Linked DNA regions of Homo sapiens: region 1 is linked to region 2. The links are chromatin contacts, found by Hi-C in ENCODE. All regions are on one chromosome and are shown on one strand. The core of a region is the stretch at or near the end of the contact, and the rest is flanking DNA. Distances in the headings are between cores, read along the strand shown.

Region 1 (5,952 bases), core at 2,906-5,405, 800 kb after region 2:
GAGACTAGCCTGACCAACATGGTCAAACCCCGTCTCTACTAAAAATACAAAAATTAGCCAGGCATGGTGGTGCATGCCTGTAATCCCAGCTAATCAGGAGGCTGAGGCAGAAGAATCGCTTTAACCCATGAGGCATAGGTTGCAGTGAGCCAAGATCATGCCACTGCACTCCAGCCTGGGCAACAGAGCGACACTCTGTCTCAAAAATAAATAATAAATGCACCAATCTGCTCTGCTTGACAATGAACTGAATTTCTCTGATCACGGGGCCCTTGTGTGTCATTCTCAGCATAACCGTCTCCTTCCTAAGTTCTGGAAATAGGCAGAGAGAAGACAGGCGCAGAGTAGGCCTGTCTGGGAAGTACCTGAGGAGGGTGGAGAAGCCTGTGTTTGCTGTTTCTGATGAATGTTGTTGGGTTATTTAGTGCTTGGCAGTGAACGGTTCCCTGAAGACCATCCCTTTCCCAGGCCCTGGATGGAAGGGCAGGAAACATTTGACCACAGTGTCTAGACAGCGAGGCTAGGGAATCTGGGGGGCTGCCCAGGAGCTCATATGGGGGACAGCCATCAGTAGGGTAACTGACCCAGACTAGAACCAGATTAGGGCTTGTAATAGGCATTATCCTAGTCTAATTATTGAGATCACCCCCTCTTTTCTCCCAAAAGTGTCCTAGTTTGATTGATAAATTATACAGCCACCTTCAACATTAGTGAATTTTGCAAACAGGAAAGTCTGAGTTGGGAGGCTCACACGCAACAGAAGCTGGTCACTTTGTACAAATAGAAAGGGCTTAGCAAACATCCTGGAAAAGGCCTGGTGGCAGCACCCAACCCCCTACAAATAGCAGGAACAATTCACCAAAGGGAACTGAGCCTGACCTTGGCCCTGGTGGGCTCTGCTCTAAAAGTGGAGTTCCTGGGCTGGCGGGGACAGCCTGGCCCAAGCGTGCCCCGCCTGGCCCAAGCGTGCCCCATTCACAGCCTCCTCACCCAAGAAGGGCAGGCTTCAAGGCAGCATTTCTTTTCCCCGTTGAAGTCTCAAGCCAGAGTTAGCAAGTTCAGCAAAGGGCAGGAGCAGAGAGGAAAGGATTATGATGTGTCCCCGATGGGTACAGGAGAAGGGAACAGCCCCACCAACTCCAACCTCAGTACGCACCTGTGCTACAATCCCATTCAACAACACCTTGAGTTGCCATGGGGACCCTGAACAATTTCCCACTTGTGTTTTTTTTCCTTCCTGGTTGAGATCTTGTTTCTGTCAAGATGAACTATTTATCTGTGTTGCATGAAATGTCATGGGTTGTGGTCAAAACCAGGACCAACCCACGCACAAGAAATAATAACCCTTTGATGACACTCACACACAAGCTTCCCAAGTCTTTAGAGGCTGTCAGTGATTCATTTTCTTTTTCCAGCACTGAACTTGCTCTCGAGAAATATTTAACCCAAAAGGCGACTGGCAGGCCATACCCCCAGTAGCCTGGGTTTGCCGGATCAACTCATGTTTGAGTTAATTTACCAAGTGACCTGTGGACATGCGTCCACTCACCAGAGAGGCAGAGCAAACACTTACAAGGTAAAAGGTAGTGTGATACGTTTCACCTTGTGGCCTTACATGAGGTTTAATTAAGCTACAAAATGCTCGACGTGTCCAGTGTTGAAGGAATCTCTGTTTTGTAAACTAAAACTTCCAAGTTATTATTATTCTTTTTTTATGTTAGCTTAGCCATCATGCAAAATTTACTGGTGAAGCAGTTAATAAAACACACATCCCATTGAAGGGTTTTGTACATTTCAGTCCTTACAAATAACAAAGCAATGATAAACCCGGCACGGTCCTGAGAGGAAATTCCTTTGCTTCTTAAAGCTGCCAGTCCCGGCTTTTTGGGGGCTCATGTGTTATAAATTCTGGAAGCTCTTTTAGCTGCAGTTTGAGCATCAGGCAAATCTTCTTCCTCTTCCTCGGTTCGCTTGTGTTTTAAAAACAAGTCAGACTTTAAGAAGCGGCTGTAGCTGTCGTACTTCATGAGATTAAAGATCTAAGGAGGAAAAGAAAAAAGAGTCTGAAGGCTGAGGCTAATCCAGGCCATAAATCATCCCATCAGATATGTATTAATACCTACCATGTGCCAAAGAATACTAACATGTGCAAAGAACACACTAAGAAAGCTCAAATAAGTCATCTGCTAGACAAGGCAGATTTCCTGGAGATTTTTGGTCATTATGCAATAATCTCAATGGAATATATAGACAGTCACATGAACAAATATGCCTTTATTTTCCACGGAAATATAGATTCACACAGCACTGATTCAGACCCTTGTACCAAGAAGTCCTTCAAGACTCTCCACTTTATTTGCCTAGATAAGACAAGGATGTATTTCTCCAAGAGCTTGAGACAGCCGAATAGAAACCATTTCTGTAGAGACAGTGGTGTTAAAAAGATCACTGACATATCATATGATGCCAGCATTGTTAAGACTCCCAGTAAGTCTGGCATCCGAGATCTCAAACAAACCTATTATTGTACCAGGAGTCAAAATGAGGCGTGCTCACTGCAGGGCAGGGCAGCAAAACTATAATCTTAGCAAGGGAACAGGTCCCAAATAAAGAATAGAGCAGCCAGCTGCAGAATGCCAACATCTGTGCCATCAGACAGGCTGGGGAGCACATCCCTAGAATGAAACAACTCTAAGGTATGTCAGGTGAGCGAAGAGGACACCCGACAGAGCTGAAGTGCCCCAGATTAGACGGCTGCCCCCGCCGGCATGGCAGGTGCTCAGAGGGCTGTCCCCAGGCACAGTAGCTTCCTCTGGCCGCCACTGAACCTCTTTTCTGGGCCACAGTCCTTGTGACCAGCATTCATTCTCCCCCACTGCTACCCAATCCTGTGCCATCTGCCCTCCTCCCTTGCCCCAGGAAAGGGGCAGAGAAAGAGAAGCACAAAGCCTTTTCCAGCTGTCAAGGGCTATGATCTCTTTCCCACCCCTCATTTCTCTCTCTCTCAGACCTTTCCACTTAACTCGCAGTACACTCTGCAACTAAAAATCCACATGGTTCACCCTGGTACACGGAACAACCAAGTGGAAAGTTCCAGAGATGTCTAGAATGTCACTGACTGCCAGGCGGGGTTGTCAAGTGGATGGTAAAACCCTGACATCTTTTAAGGCTGCCCTCTCCCAACACACATACACTATTTTGTAAATTAAACATCTGAGGGTGCTGGGGGCGGTGGCTCACACCTGTAATCCCAGCACTTTGGGAGGTGGAGGCAGGTGGATCACTTGAGGTCAGGAGTTCAAGACCAGCCTGGCCAATATGGTGAAACCCCGTCTCTACTAAAAATACAAAAATTAGCCGAGCGTGGTGGCACACACCTGTAGTCCCAGCTATTCAGGAGGCTGAGGCCAAAGAATCACTTGAACCCAGGAGGCAAAGGCTGCAGTGAGCTGAGATCACACCACTGCACTCCAGCCTGGGCAACAGAGTGAGACTCTGTCTCAAAAAAAAAGAAATAAAATAAAAATTAAAAATAAAACAAACATCTGAGGGACTCAAAGGACTCAGAACATCTGCTTGGAGGATGGGAGGTGCTTCAGGAGGGAACTGGAACCCTCAAATTTTACACCTTCATCTTCCCAAGATGGCTTCAACCACAGCAGAACTGCCTGAGTCACTGTGCTATAAACAGAGTCCACAACCCAGAGAAAGACCTGGGACTTTAGGTTTTCTTTAAACTGTTAAACTAGCGCCTGCCCATCCCCTGGTGCCCTTCTAGTCTTGCCCGAGTCCTCCAGCTGCTCAGCAAGACCCTGCCTCCTTAAGCCCCTGTCCTGTGCCACACTAGAGCAGTCATCTATCTTGTAGCCATCCTGTAATTCCAGGTGTGATTGTAATTTGCTGAGGTTTACAGAAAAAAAAAACAAACTTTTTTTTAATCCCAGAAAATACAAAAATCATAGCCAGGGCTGAGGTGGGGGATGAGAAACGCCATTACTCCTTCATGGCCTCCCACCGACGTGCTAAGCAAGCGTCACCATCTGCCTTATTCAGCCCTTCCAGGCACAAGAGTCCCCAAGGGGAAACTTTCAGAGGCTCACCTAGTTCAAAGTCTGCAATGAACGCTCAAATGTGACTAATGAAACCAGTTGCACGAAGGTCCCACCTGGCACCCAGCCTCAGTCCTGTACCCACTCCCACCCCAGGTCCACGCAGATGGGACCCACCACTCTAAGCAGGATGCGGTGCGACCCAAGCGTCTCGTGTGAAGTCTGCATGTGGGAGAGGAACATCCTGTTTGCCTGTAGTGGCTCTGAGGCTCAGACTTCAAAGTAGAGAAGAAAAAAGGCCGGTGCTGGGGGCACCCAGGGCAGAGGAGGAGGGGGAGGGAAGGAGGCTGCTTCGGCTGGGAGGAAGCTCAGGGGCTGCACCGGGCTGGCAGGACTCGACCCCGAGATCCCGAGATCCCAAGGCTGCCAGCAAGCCTGAGGGGAGGGGGCTGCGAACTATTTATTAAGAGCATAAGGGCCACTCCCTACTGGGGCAGGTGTGAAATGCCCCACGAGTGCAGAAGTCCCTCAGGCAGAGGTTTCCTCCTCTGAGAGCCCTTGCCCATCTCCCGTGCTGCTGCAGTGACTGGGAGGCAGCTGTGGCTGTTGGACCCAGACAGGCTGGAGAAAGGAGAGGATGTCGCCCCCAAAGCCCTCGTGCGCCTGGGCTGTGGGAAGCCTGATTGCTTTACATGGGGTGCACGGGCAGACTTCTGACTGCCACCGGCCAACGACCCCCTGGGCCTGGCTCAGGAGCACACAGCAACAGGGTGCTCCTGGGACGGGGCTCAGCAAAGGTGACTTAGAGGATGGAGAATGCAACTAAGGCCGGGTGCGGTGGCTCATGCCTGAAACTCCAGCACTTTGGGAGGCTGAGGCGGGCGGATAGCAAAATCCTGTCTCTACTAAAAATATAAAAATTAGCAGGGCTTGGTGGCACCCACCTGTAGTCCCAGCTACTAAGGAGGCTGAGGTGGGAGGATCACCTAAGCCCGCGGAGGTTGAGGCTGCAGTGAGCTAAGATCACGCCACTGCACTCCATCCTGGGTGATAGAGCCAGACCCTGTCTCAAAAAAAAAAAAAAAAGAGAATGCACCTAAAACTTTCTTCCAAGAAAGTGGCCAGAGATCGTGTGCCCAGCTACTGGCCAGAGCCTCATCTATCACAGGGAAAAGAGCTGTGACTGGGGCCCAGTAAGTGTTTACCAGTGGCTGAAGAGAAATCGTGCGCTGTGCAGCAGCAGAGGCTGGGGAAATGAACCCGGCTAGTACCAACGCGGCTGCAGTGCCCTCCAGCCCTGCGCTGGGCAGCGTGTGGGCATTCTTTCATTCAGTTCTCCCTCCAGCGCTCTGAAGACCCCCATTTGACAGAGGAAGAAACGAGGGGCTTAGGGGTTCCTCACAGTTCTGGAGGCTAGAAGTCCAAGTCAAGGTGCCATCAGGGTTGGTTTCTCCTGAGGCCGCTGTCCTCGGCTCGTAGACCACACCTTCTCCCTGCGTCTTCACAGGGTCTCCCCGGTGCACGTGTGTCCTTACCTCCTCTTCTCACAAGGACACTAGTCAGATTGGGTTAGAGCTCACCTCAATGTCCTTGTTTAATGTTAATTACCCCTTTAAAGCCCTATCTCCAAATAAAGTCACATTCTGGGGATTAGGACTTCAACATATGGATTAGGGAGGGGAGCACAGTTCAGCCCATAACAGTGAGCAAAAGAGAAGGGCGGAAGGCCAGCCCTGGCAGGCTCTGCAGCCCCCACTCCCAACCATGAGGCCATCTGCCACTCGCATGGCAGGACAATAAAAACGAGGGCTGCAAAGAGAGTAACATGGAAAACTGCCCGTGAATGTTAAATGACTGATACTAAATTTTAAAAACACACCCTATCTAAAAACAATGATCCCAA
Region 2 (5,918 bases), core at 1,244-3,743:
TTTGAATATATATGATGGCCATCAGAGATGCACTCACTGTTCAAGTCTATCCTTCCAATTTTATCATCAGTAGATAGTTACAATTTTGAATGGCACAGACCACCAGGGGTGTCCAGTCTTTTGGCTCCCCTGGCCCACACTAGAAGAAGAACTGTCTTGGGCCACACATAAAATACACTAACGACAGCTGATGAGCTTAAAAAAAAATTGCAAAAAAACTCGTTTTAAGAAAATTTACAGGCTGGCACAGTGGCTCACGCCTGTAATCCCAACACTTTGGGAGGCTGAGGCAGGTGGAACACAAGGTCAGGAGTTCAAGACCAACCTGGCCAACTTGGTGAAACCCCCGTCTCTACTAAAAATACAAAAAAATTGGCTAGGCGTGGCGGCAGGCGCCTGTAATCCCAGCTACTCAGGAGGCTGAGGCAGAGAATTGCTTGAACCTGGGAGGCGGAGGCTGCAGTGAGCCAAGATCCCGCTACTGCACTCCAGCTTGGGTAACACAGCGAGACACTATCTAATAAAAAAAAAAGTTTACGAATTTGTGTTGGGCAGCATTCAAAGCCATACTAGGCCGCATGCGGCCCGCAGGCCATGGGTTGAACAAGCTTGGCATAGACAAATGCTAAGCATTTCAGAAAATCATGTTGCTTTAAAATGCAGTGTTTAAAAATTTAAATTCTAAGTGTTAGGTTTTCAAAGTTCTCTCTATTAATCCATCTTCCTAACCTTTTCACCATTTTGGCCTCCAATTAGCCTTGCTCCCACTAACTCTTCGTATTCAACCACATATTCATTATGTGGTCAAGTATATACATTTGCAAACAACTCCTACCATAACTGAAATCCCCTATGTCAAATTTGATAAAGAAATGATAAATATAATACAAAGATATATACATAAAATGTACAGAAATTAATTTGAAATAAATTTAAAATGATTTTAGGAAAACAGTGTTTAAAACTTAAAAGATTTTCTAGTTAATCTCCCCTTTTAAGGAAAAAGAAATGGGAGTTTGGGGGTGGTAACTTGAGAGAGAAAAGAGTACTGAGCATTTAGTAAGTGCTACGTACTTTACATATATTTAATTCTCACAAGCTTTATCATCTACCTTTTTATTTTTAACAAGTGAGGAAACTGAGGCCAAAATAAAAACTCATCACTGAATAATTCATCTGAAGTCACAGAGCTAGCTAGAGGCAGAAGAAGTTTGAGAACTTGTGTTTCACTCTAAATTCTGTACTCTACTTCACCATACCAACACTGAAATGCTTGCTTATACGCAACAATCATCCCACAGATATCAATAAGCCGTATAGTTTAAACACTAGAATAGATAACTTCTAATCCTAAAATCTAGACAGGTTAAGTGTCTTGCTGAAAGTCACACACCTTTTGATACCTGAATTGGGACCAGAACCAAGCTCCTCTGCTCTTTCAAGTATTCCTCAGTGCTACACACTTGCTCAGGAGACTCTCTCCTTTATTAATGTGAAAAGCAATTCATAAAACTGAAAATACTCTTGGCTTCAAAAAATTTCAAACTACAATGGTTTGATCTAAAAGGCAGAACTGCCTAAGAAAATTAACTAAAACGTAACTATTTAGAACACTGTGCAAACTGAACTATAAATCTGCTGCTGCAAAAGTCAACACACTATATTTTCCCAGGAAATTTTCTATCATTAATTAACCCCATGCTACACATTTGTTACATTTGCTCAGAATCACCAACATACGACGTAAATACTTTAACAATAGAGCCTAGTAGTTTACTTTCAGCCAAAAATAGAAGCCACTTTATTTTATAAGCAAATATGCATAAAAATGATTATACCATGGAGCCGATAGAAAACTAGTTTTATTCCCAGTAAGAAGTCATTGTCTTCATTCATGAAACATACTAATAATGAATAATATGGGGCAATCAAGAACTGATTCTTTATTAACAGACAGTATTCATTTTACATTTTTGTGTTGTTTTTAAGACGTGGCTCCCAAATTCTTCTGACAAACCTCTTTTGCTTTTTTTTTTTTTTTTGAGACGGAGTCTCACTCTGTAGCCAGGCTGGAGTGCAGTGGCGATCTTGGCTCACTGCAACCTCTGACTCCTGGGTTCAAGTGATTCTCCTGCCTCAGCCTCCCAAGTAGCTGGGATTACAGGCACGTGCCACCACACCCGGCTAATTTTTGTATTTTTAGTAGAGACAGGGTTTCACCATGTTGACCAGGCTGGTCTCGATCTCCTGACCTCAAGTGATCCGCCTGCCTCGGCCTCCCAAAGTGCTGGGATTACAGGTGTGAGCCATCGCGCCCAGCCGACATGCCTTTTATCAAGAGGTGGGATACATTCCTCTCCTGGAATTTGGGCTCTGTGACCCTCGCCCAGCAGAATACAGCAAAAGTGGCACTGTGCCAGTTTCTGAGCCGAGGACCTAAGATACCAGCAATTTCCATTTCCTGTATCTTGAGATACTCACTCATGAAGGAAACACAGAGGAACCAAAAGCTAGCACCAACCTACCAGCCACGTGAATGAGTCACACTGAAAGTGCCAGCCCCCAGCTGAGCCACATCAGACAATGCTGAGCAGAACAGAGATAAGCTACCCCACCCCAAGCCCTCCCAAACTGCAGAGCAAAATAAAAGACTGTTGTTTTAAGCCACTGTATTTTTGGATGATTTGTTATACACCGATAATAAATGGAACACTAGTTTTCCAGATCTATCTGAAGCCACGGGAAGGAAATTACTGATCAGATTGTAGAAAGTTACAGAAATTGAATGTAGTTATTTTTTTGCTGCAGTAAAGGGGTAAGTAATATAAAAATGTGTAAGTAGAAACGACATTAATAGCTGTGCTATTCTGGTTTAAACTTTAACCTCTCTTTGTCTCCGTTTCTCCATCTATAAAATGGAGGTAATGACTATACCTATCTTATAGGGTTAGGAGAATTAAATACTTGTAAAATATAGGTCCTACCACATACAAGCAGTGCATGTGTGTTTAAAAACCTTTTGATGATCACCCACATAATACAGTTAAACATTGTCCCTTGTTGTTCTGAAGCCCAAACCAATGAGGCCAGTTATCACTTCTCTAAGTACAATGCCTAACAACTGCTCAATAAGTATCTGATAAACTCAGTTTTTTCCAATTTACCAAAGCTTAAGGACCTTTTCTGTTTACTTGGAAATAAAAAGGTATATCCACCTTTAAGTGTAATTTTTATTGAAAACCGGACAACATGATTATGATTATGTTTTCTCTCACCAGCTCTGGACTACTATATTCTCTCTTGAATATTCTCTTTGCATACGTCCAATAAAATTAGTTTCCAAATTACTGGCAAATATAAAAATATATTTACAAACTAGACCGGCTTTTTCTACCAAATGGTAGCATTTCTCTACAGAATTTTACCAAGATTTCAAAATGCTCTATCTTGTCATGAAAGCAAAAAGACAATGTCAGTATCAGGAAATACTTAAGTGGTTATAATACCTGGAATACCTCATGAGACAATTTTTTTTTTTTGAGACAGGAGTCTTGCTCTGTCGCCCAGGCTGGAGTGCAGTGACGCGATCTCGGCTCACTGCAAGCTCCGCATCCCGGGTTCACGCCATTCCCCCTGCCTCAGCCTCCCAAGTAGCTGGGACTACAGGCGCCCGCCACCATGCCCGGCTAATTTTTTTTTGTATTTTCAGTAGAGACGGGGTTTCACCGTGTTAGCCAGGATGATCTCAATCTCCTGACCTCGTGATCCGCCGGCCTCAGCCTCCCAAAGCGCTGGGATTACAGGCGTGAGCCACTGCGCCCGGCCAAGACAATGTTTAAAGATGTTGATAAACATCTCCCAGCCTTACAAAAAAAAATGGGAACATAATAATGAAATGTATATTATCTTCAACTACACTATTCTTTGAAAAAAAAACCCTGCCTTTCTAAACTTGCCCCATGCTTGATAATTCCTTCACTTAATTCAGCATCAAAAATGAAAAAAAAAAAGTTTATGGTCAAGCTTAGAACAATTCTTTTGTAGATTCTGGTAAAAGTTCATTGTGGTGAACGCTAATTACGGCTCAAAGGAAAGCAAAAATACATACTGCCAACCCAAATATGTGCCACATTCGAAAAAATGACTTGATGTGTCACATAAGATAGGAGCTTTAAAAGGACGCTGAGGACACTGAGACATTAGGTTACAGGGACTTCCTAACTCCACCTGGAGAAGTATATTCTTTCAGGAAAGGTAGAATGAGATGCTACCTACTGCGAGGGGGAAGAGGACTCAAGAATGGGAAGAGGAGAGGCCAGGTGCAGTGGCTCACGCCTGTAATCCCAGCACTTTGGGAGGCCGAGATGGGTGGATCACGAGGTCAAAAGATTGAGACCATCCTGGCCAACATGGTGAAACCCCATCTCTACTAAAAATAGAAAAAATTAACCAGGCATGGTTGCGGGCACCTGTAATCCCAGCTACTCGGGAGGCTGAGGCAGGAGAATGGCGTGAACCCGAGAGGCAGAGCTTGCAGTGAGCCGAGATCACACCACTGCACTCCAGTCTAGGCGACAGAGCGAGACTCCGTCTCAAAAAAAAAAAAAAAAAAAGAATGGGAAGAGGAGAAACGAACTGAGCTTAATGTTCTTAATAATCTACACAGGCACATGAAATATTTTACAAATCCTAATTCACAGGAGAGAAAACTCAGGGCCACAAGAGGCAAAGACGTTTGCCTAAAATAGAGAATAAATGACAGAACCAGACTAGAGAAGAGTTTCTGCACTAGAGTAAAAATCAGAGGATTCTGTACTACCATTTCAAAAAAATAACACTGTATTCCTTCTAGAGTTACTAGTAGTAAAGTTAGAAGTGAACTTCCTAATAATACTTTCCCTACTGTCAGGAAAAAGGGGCGGCGGGGAGGGGGCAACAAGTTCTCAGGGCAGACACAAGGGCACTGTCCAATGACCTGGTCAAGGTGCTCACAGCTCACCGGGTGACCTTCAAGTCCCATTTTTAATTCTGCAGTGTCTCAGGTGGGCTTCAACACTTCCTGCTATCTGGTTCAGAAGATGTTAACATTGGGGTTTACGTGACAATGCTCTCAGACCAAAAAAAAAAGAAAAAGGAAAGATCATTGCTAGTGTTATCTCACCCGTATAAGCTGAATTACTTACGCATTAGGCTGTAAATGTGCTTTTCTGCAACATGTTCCGTAAACAGCTTTATAAGGTCATCTTTTAAGTCTCTGTTAAGCTTGGTTTCGATGTAAAACTTATTCTGAAAAATAAAATAAAATCTTTTTTTGTGTATTAATTGGGGAAATGATTAGTCTAATGAACTGGAGCACTAAATATTTTAGAAAACAATGCATAAAGGCATCAATTAAAGCAGAAAAACTCAACATCCAACAACAAAAGCCATGCAACTATTAGTTACTTGTCTTTCTGGCACGGGGTGGAAAGCATAAAAAAATGTTTTGAACTATACATCTTCAAAAGAACACTGGGAGATACCAACATTAACTAGACAGGGATGTACAAACATTGTAGAATCACACTGTGTGGAATACCCTTTAAAAATACATCACCAAAAGACAACATGAGAAACACTAATGAAAAGTACCCCATTTATCAATGATCTGGGTTGAAAGCAGGCTGTGGACATGCACTCGTTGACTCCCCAGCACACACTCAATTTCACTGATTAAGTCATTCAGCTTCTGGCATTCCCTGGGGACCACCTTTGGTTCAGAAGTAGACACTCAAGGCAGCCCAAGCAGACTTAGAGAAATTGTGGTGTGAGGGAAAAATCTCCTGCAGTCATCTTATAACCATGAGGGGAATGTCAGGCCTCTGAGCCCAAGCCTGCATGTATACATCCAGATGGCCTAACGCAACTGAAAAATCACA

The links. A loop is a pair of places that touch in the nucleus more often than their neighbours do. Pooled maps may share reads with other maps.
Region 1: a map of naive thymus-derived CD4-positive, alpha-beta T cell shows a loop between it and region 2 (3-fold over the local background). The contact joins two enhancer-like sites. A Hi-C loop is called at or near these places in 1 of 168 maps with a recorded cell type or tissue (naive thymus-derived CD4-positive, alpha-beta T cell), 1 of 37 single-sample maps with no recorded cell type and 4 of 50 pooled maps.

What each region holds. Positions count from the first base shown.
Region 1 is chr10:119,498,221-119,504,172 of GRCh38, forward strand. RGS10 (regulator of G protein signaling 10) reads right to left here. Exons shown (of 5, transcript NM_001005339.2): 5 at 1,597-2,039. The coding sequence ends at 1,893. Among named protein-coding and RNA genes, the nearest start is that of RGS10, 42 kb to the right of the region's middle. Within about 2 kb of position 4,156, at least 8 of the 41 ENCODE cell types and tissues checked have a DNase peak (open chromatin) inside an H3K27ac peak, as active enhancers do.
Region 2 is chr10:118,696,123-118,702,040 of GRCh38, forward strand. It overlaps CACUL1 (CDK2 associated cullin domain 1), which reads right to left. Exons shown (of 9, transcript NM_153810.5): 5 at 5,184-5,286. Among named protein-coding and RNA genes, the nearest start is that of CACUL1, 56 kb to the right of the region's middle. Within about 2 kb of position 2,494, at least 2 of the 41 ENCODE cell types and tissues checked have a DNase peak (open chromatin) inside an H3K27ac peak, as active enhancers do.